Regions from separate parts of the Homo sapiens genome. Here region 1 is linked to region 2. The links are chromatin contacts, found by Hi-C or POLR2A ChIA-PET in ENCODE. All regions are on one chromosome and are shown on one strand. Each heading gives the region's core, a stretch centred on a gene start or an enhancer-like site at or near the end of the contact. The rest is flanking DNA. Distances are from core to core; before and after follow the strand shown. Region 1 holds the start of TGFB3 (transforming growth factor beta 3). Region 2 overlaps TTLL5 (tubulin tyrosine ligase like 5).

Region 1 (2,944 bases), core at 445-2,944, 41 kb before region 2:
GGGATTACAGGCGTGAGCCACTGCACCTGGCTCAGCACTTTTTACCGTACTACATCATTTACATATTTATTTAGTTTATCGCCTCCTCCACTGCCCCACCCCTGCCTCTAAAATAAAATTTCCCTGAGGGCAGGAGTTTTGTTTCGTTCACTGATATTCTTCACAGAGCCTAGAATAGTGCCTGGTATATAGTAAACATTAAACTTTTTCTGAAATTTCAGAGGCAGTATAGCATAGTAATTAAGTCCAGAATCTGGCAACGTCCTGGGTCCAAATCCCAACAGCTGACACCTAATAACTATGTGACCTTGGGCAAGTTACTTTTAAAGTTTCTACCCCTAGGTTTCCCATTGGTTTTGCAAATGAAAGTAATGCCTACCCAAGCTAGATAGCCTGTGTAAAATATCGCCTCCATCACTCACAAGCAGTGTGGTCTGTAAAAAAAAAAACAAAAAACTCTATGCCTCAGTTTCCTCATCCGTAAAGTGACCCACCGCTGTGCTGGGATACAGAGAACAGCCCCTTCAGTTAGTGGCCTGGAAGCCAGACCTCTCAGAAAGGGTCCAGGAAGGCTGGAGTGAGATGGGGTGGGAGCGGCACTCACTCTCAGGAAAGTTCAGTTCAGAGGCAAGCCCTGTGTTGCGGGGTGCGGGGAGCCACGTGCCCTACCCTCCCTTGGCTGCTCGTGGGAAAAGGCCTAGAGGTTCGGGCCGAGAAGAGGAGCGAAAGCACAGAGCCGACTTCCCCTCACCCATCTGGGAAATGGGCTCGGGCCAACTGCTGACTTCGCGCTCGCTGGCGCAGCTCCCTGCGGAGACCTCGGCGGGGAGGGAGGCTGAACATCTGGATGACATTTCTGCGAGAGCGGCTCCGGAGCGGCGGTCGGGGAGGGAGAGGTGCGCTCGTGCGCACGTCGGGCCGGGAGGGAGGCGATTCCTCGGGGCCTGGGTCTTGTTTTTCTCGCTCTCTACCGCAGCCCCTTCTCCCGCCCCTCAGCCCCCACCCCGCAGCCCCCAGCCCCCGAGCCTCCCCGGCTCCCGACCAGCCGAGCTCCTTCACTGGCGGCCTCGCCTCGCCAGAGGGCACCCTCGATCTTCCGGAAAACGCCACCATTTTTCACTGCCCCTGGAGCGTCTCCAGGCTTCTGCCCGCCTCCCGACTCCGATCTTGTCAATGAAGAATCGGGCCAGGATCGCCGCGGAGCGGACGCCGACCCTCCGACCCGGCTCGCAGGCTGGGAGTCCCCTCTGCGAGGCTGGCATGGCCGCCCCTACCGGGTCCCGCGCCCTCTGCGGACCCTGCCCCGGGTTGGGCCTGGCCCGCGGGCGGCCCCGGGACCGGGGGACCAGGAGGGAGAGTAGACGCGGGCCGCGGACGGCGCGGACTGACAGCTGGCGAGAGGGCGCCGGGGCTGGGGGAAAGGGAGGGAGGGGGCTCATCGGAGTAACTTTCCAGAAAAACAGCCAACGTGTGGCAGGAGTGATTCCAAGAGGGGAAAAAAAGTTCAGCTACCACGTCGAACGAGAGGACTCGCAAAGTATTTTTCAAAAGGGCTCGGCTTTTCCTGTGCCTGTTTAAAACATTAACATCGTGCAGCAAAAGAGGCTGCGTGCGCTGGTCCCTCCCTCCCCCACCCCAGGCCAGAGACGTCATGGGAGGGAGGTATAAAATTTCAGCAGAGAGAAATAGAGAAAGCAGTGTGTGTGCATGTGTGTGTGTGTGAGAGAGAGAGGGAGAGGAGCGAGAGGGAGAGGGAGAGGGAGAGAGAGAAAGGGAGGGAAGCAGAGAGTCAAGTCCAAGGGAATGAGCGAGAGAGGCAGAGACAGGGGAAGAGGCGTGCGAGAGAAGGAATAACAGCTTTCCGGAGCAGGCGTGCCGTGAACTGGCTTCTATTTTATTTTATTTTTTTCTCCTTTTTATTTTTTAAAGAGAAGCAGGGGACAGAAGCAATGGCCGAGGCAGAAGACAAGCCGAGGTGCTGGTGACCCTGGGCGTCTGAGTGGATGATTGGGGCTGCTGCGCTCAGAGGCCTGCCTCCCTGCCTTCCAATGCATATAACCCCACACCCCAGCCAATGAAGACGAGAGGCAGCGTGAACAAAGTCATTTAGAAAGCCCCCGAGGAAGTGTAAACAAAAGAGAAAGCATGAATGGAGTGCCTGAGAGACAAGTGTGTCCTGTACTGCCCCCACCTTTAGCTGGGCCAGCAACTGCCCGGCCCTGCTTCTCCCCACCTACTCACTGGTGATCTTTTTTTTTTTACTTTTTTTTCCCTTTTCTTTTCCATTCTCTTTTCTTATTTTCTTTCAAGGCAAGGCAAGGATTTTGATTTTGGGACCCAGCCATGGTCCTTCTGCTTCTTCTTTAAAATACCCACTTTCTCCCCATCGCCAAGCGGCGTTTGGCAATATCAGATATCCACTCTATTTATTTTTACCTAAGGAAAAACTCCAGCTCCCTTCCCACTCCCAGCTGCCTTGCCACCCCTCCCAGCCCTCTGCTTGCCCTCCACCTGGCCTGCTGGGAGTCAGAGCCCAGCAAAACCTGTTTAGACACATGGACAAGAATCCCAGCGCTACAAGGCACACAGTCCGCTTCTTCGTCCTCAGGGTTGCCAGCGCTTCCTGGAAGTCCTGAAGCTCTCGCAGTGCAGTGAGTTCATGCACCTTCTTGCCAAGCCTCAGTCTTTGGGATCTGGGGAGGCCGCCTGGTTTTCCTCCCTCCTTCTGCACGTCTGCTGGGGTCTCTTCCTCTCCAGGCCTTGCCGTCCCCCTGGCCTCTCTTCCCAGCTCACACATGAAGATGCACTTGCAAAGGGCTCTGGTGGTCCTGGCCCTGCTGAACTTTGCCACGGTCAGCCTCTCTCTGTCCACTTGCACCACCTTGGACTTCGGCCACATCAAGAAGAAGAGGGTGGAAGCCATTAGGGGACAGATCTTGAGCAA
Region 2 (3,078 bases), core at 108-2,607:
CAGATTCACATGTCGTGCTCATTTGGAAGCATAAGTTACCTGAGAGGAATGGTGGAGAGACCCTCCTAAACGATCTAAATCATTGTTTCTTTTATCATTTGGAGGCACATGGGGAGGGACTTTGTCTTGCATATACTGCTTATTTTCACTGCTACACTCTTAAGTGCTGAGATCGCATCTTACAAATTTTCACATGACCCAGGGCACCCAGCATTTTGCCTTATAAATATTTACATGAGAGCTGCTTGGTAAATAGTTGATTGACTGATGATCAATAGCGCTGTTACCCTATGGGTGGCAAAAGACTTCCAACTAACAATACAAACTAGGCTTCTACAAACAACAAAAGGCCTGATGTGGTAAGCGGCAATCTGTACTTCCAGGCCAGTGCTTCTACCACTCATCAGCTGTCTGAAGGTTAAGGGATACACATTTTTTTTTTTTTTTTGAGACAGAGTCTTGCTCTGTAGCCCAGGATGGAGTGCAGTGGCATGATCTCAGCTCACTGCAAGCTCCGCCTCCCTGGTTCAAGCCATTCTCCTGCCTCAGCCTCCCAAGTAGCTGGGACTACAGGCACCAGCCACCACACACCTGGCTAGTTTTTTTGTATTTTTAGTAGAGATGGGTTTCACCATGTTAGCCAGGATGGTCTTGATCTCCTGACCTCGTGATCCGCCTGCCTCGGCTCCCAAAGTGCTGGGATTACAGGTGTGAGCCACCGCATTTTTATGAAATCCTATGACTCATAGCTTTTCCAGTTCAGAAAAAAAAAAAAAAAAAAAAAAAAGTTCATCATGAATTTTCTGCCAATAAAGAAGGCCCTAAGCCAGGCAGGTGTGGTGATACATACCTATAATCCCAGCTTAGGAGGCTGAGGAGGGAGAATCACTTGAGCTCAAGAGTTCAGGATTCAAGACCAGCCTGGGCAACACAGCAAGAACCTGTCTCAGAAAAAAAGAATACAGTAAAAAGAAAAAATTCCTATCTGGAAAATGGGACAAATAAAGAAGGCTCAAACCTCAAATGTTATGAACATATAACCAAAGTTATTTTTCTCCCTCCAAGGTCTGAAGTGAATAAGAAAAATAAAATTAAAAACTTAATTTAAAATATTACCTAAATGCAAAGACGTTTACCTCTTAAAGATTTGTCCCTAAGGCCTTTCCAACTGATCTGGGCAGCCCTGGTAGTATCTTCTGGCAACATTCTGGTTTGATAAGAAAGGAAGTGAATGAATCAATTTATTTATATCCTGAGTGACATTAGTAGAAACGGACAGCTGGGGTGTGTGGGCCAACCTGCTGCCCCTCACCTTCCTGGGCATAGCTCCAGTATGTTGGAATGAATAACACAGGCACAAGAACATCAGATCCATTTCATGAAACCTTGCCTGGGTTGTCACAAAGGCGCCGGGCACAGCTGCAAGGGGTTTGTTCAGAGCAAAGACAGCCCAAGGAACTCTGCAATGCAGCCACATGGGACATGGGAGCCGCTGACTACAGCAGCACCACCAAGCCCTCATGGCCTCCCAGAAATCCTTTTTAATTTCTCATGAGTAATGCAGGCATCTGGTTCAGTTCAGATGCTAAAACCAACAAGAGCTCAAGTGTCCATCTATGGGGGAAGATTTCCTTTCTACTCGCAAATGAGTGTTGAATAATTTTAATACAATGCTATTTTAAGGAATTCTACTATAAAGAATTATAGTCATTAATACAACAAGCCTAATTCTTCTAAGAAAAATGCACATAACTCATTTCTGAAGATATACTTAAGTCTCACAAACCTGTAAAAAACCATGTTCCCCCTATTCTGGATTATTTTATTATAATAAACCCATCAGATGGGCATGATAACATTTTATCACGGAATAGAGAGATATAAATCTCTGAAAGACTTTCAAATGTCATTCAGTGAAAAGTGTTTCTTTTTGTAACTACATTTAGATAGTAAGTATCCTAATGGAAGACTGATTAACATGTTTGACAGAGGTTTTTTGGCATAAGAATACTTAATAACCACCCTGTTATGAAAATTTAAAAATTTTAAGGCTGACTAAAATCAATGTTCTTGGGATCTAATTCTATGATGTATCTACCATGCTAGTTTCGAAGCATAACCTACTTGAGTATATCTGGTGTATTTTTATATAAACATGTAAAACCTAGATTTATAAAATAAATGGCTGAATTATTAAAAGGAGAGTTTCTTTTATGAAGAGTTTCTTCACTTTCTTAAAAAGATTTAATTTCGGCCGGGCGCGGTGGCTCATGCCTGTAATCCCAGCACTTTGGGAGGCCGAGGCGGGTGGATCATGAGGTCAGGAGATTGAGACCATCCTGGCTAACATGGTGAAACCCCGTCTCTACTAAAAATACAAAAAAATTAGCCAGGCTTGGTAGCGGGTGCCTGTAGTCCCAGCTACTCGGGAGGCTGAGACAGCCTATGGTGTGAACCTGGGAGGCGGAGCTTGCAGTGAGCTGAGATCGCGCCACTGCACTCCAGCCTGGGCAAGAGTGAGACTCCATCTCAAAAAAAAAAAAAAAAAAAAAAGATTTAATTTCTTTATAGGGAGCTCTGGTAATGAAGAGTGGTAGAGTAAAACAATGCTACGAGCTATAAATTGATTTATGCTATTCACAAGCCTCAAACCTCTGGGATTTAAGGATAATGATTTTTGTTTTCTGCTCACTGGAGAAAATCTTTGGTGGGGCATTAGAATGGATTTTTATATAGCTTTGAGTTCAAAAGACAGATTGATGGTGGGGGTGGATTTTGCCTCTTCTAGAATAGCTTCTAGTCTGATAAAAATTCAGCCTCATTCCTCCTGTAGCAGATGCAGCATTAATGAGTCAAAGAGGGTGCTGGATACCAGTTCTCTATCTGAAGATTAGGAGAATAGCACTTTCAGTTACCTAAAGAAGGTGAGAAGTAAATGGTCCAGCTGGGCATGGTGGCTCATGCCTATAATCCCAGCACTTTGGGAGGCTGAGGCAGGAGGATCGCTTGAACCCAGGAATTTGAGACCAGCCTGGGCAACATAGAGAAACTCATCTCTACTAAAAATAAAATAAAATA

The links. A loop is a pair of places that touch in the nucleus more often than their neighbours do. ChIA-PET counts read pairs that join two places held with the same protein, here RNA polymerase II (POLR2A). Pooled maps may share reads with other maps.
Region 1: a loop to region 2 is called in a map of psoas muscle, with 4 times the contacts of the local background. The contact joins the promoter of TGFB3 here to the enhancer-like site in region 2. A Hi-C loop is called at or near these places in 4 of 168 maps with a recorded cell type or tissue (dorsolateral prefrontal cortex, gastrocnemius medialis and psoas muscle) and 4 of 50 pooled maps. POLR2A ChIA-PET finds 5 or more read pairs at or near these places in 3 of 52 experiments (CD8-positive, alpha-beta memory T cell, H1 and Panc1).

The regions. Positions count from the first base shown.
Region 1 is chr14:75,980,745-75,983,688 of GRCh38, reverse strand. TGFB3 (transforming growth factor beta 3) reads left to right here and starts at 1,694. Exons shown (of 7, transcript NM_003239.5): 1 at 1,694-2,944. The coding sequence starts at 2,796. RefSeq lists silencers at 900-1,019, 1,150-1,389 and an enhancer at 1,060-1,119.
Region 2 is chr14:75,939,553-75,942,630 of GRCh38, reverse strand. All of the region lies in intron 31 of TTLL5 (tubulin tyrosine ligase like 5), which reads right to left. Among named protein-coding and RNA genes, the nearest start is that of TGFB3, 41 kb to the left of the region's middle. Within about 2 kb of position 1,357, at least 3 of the 41 ENCODE cell types and tissues checked have a DNase peak (open chromatin) inside an H3K27ac peak, as active enhancers do; they include gastrocnemius medialis and psoas muscle, where a contact is called at or near this core.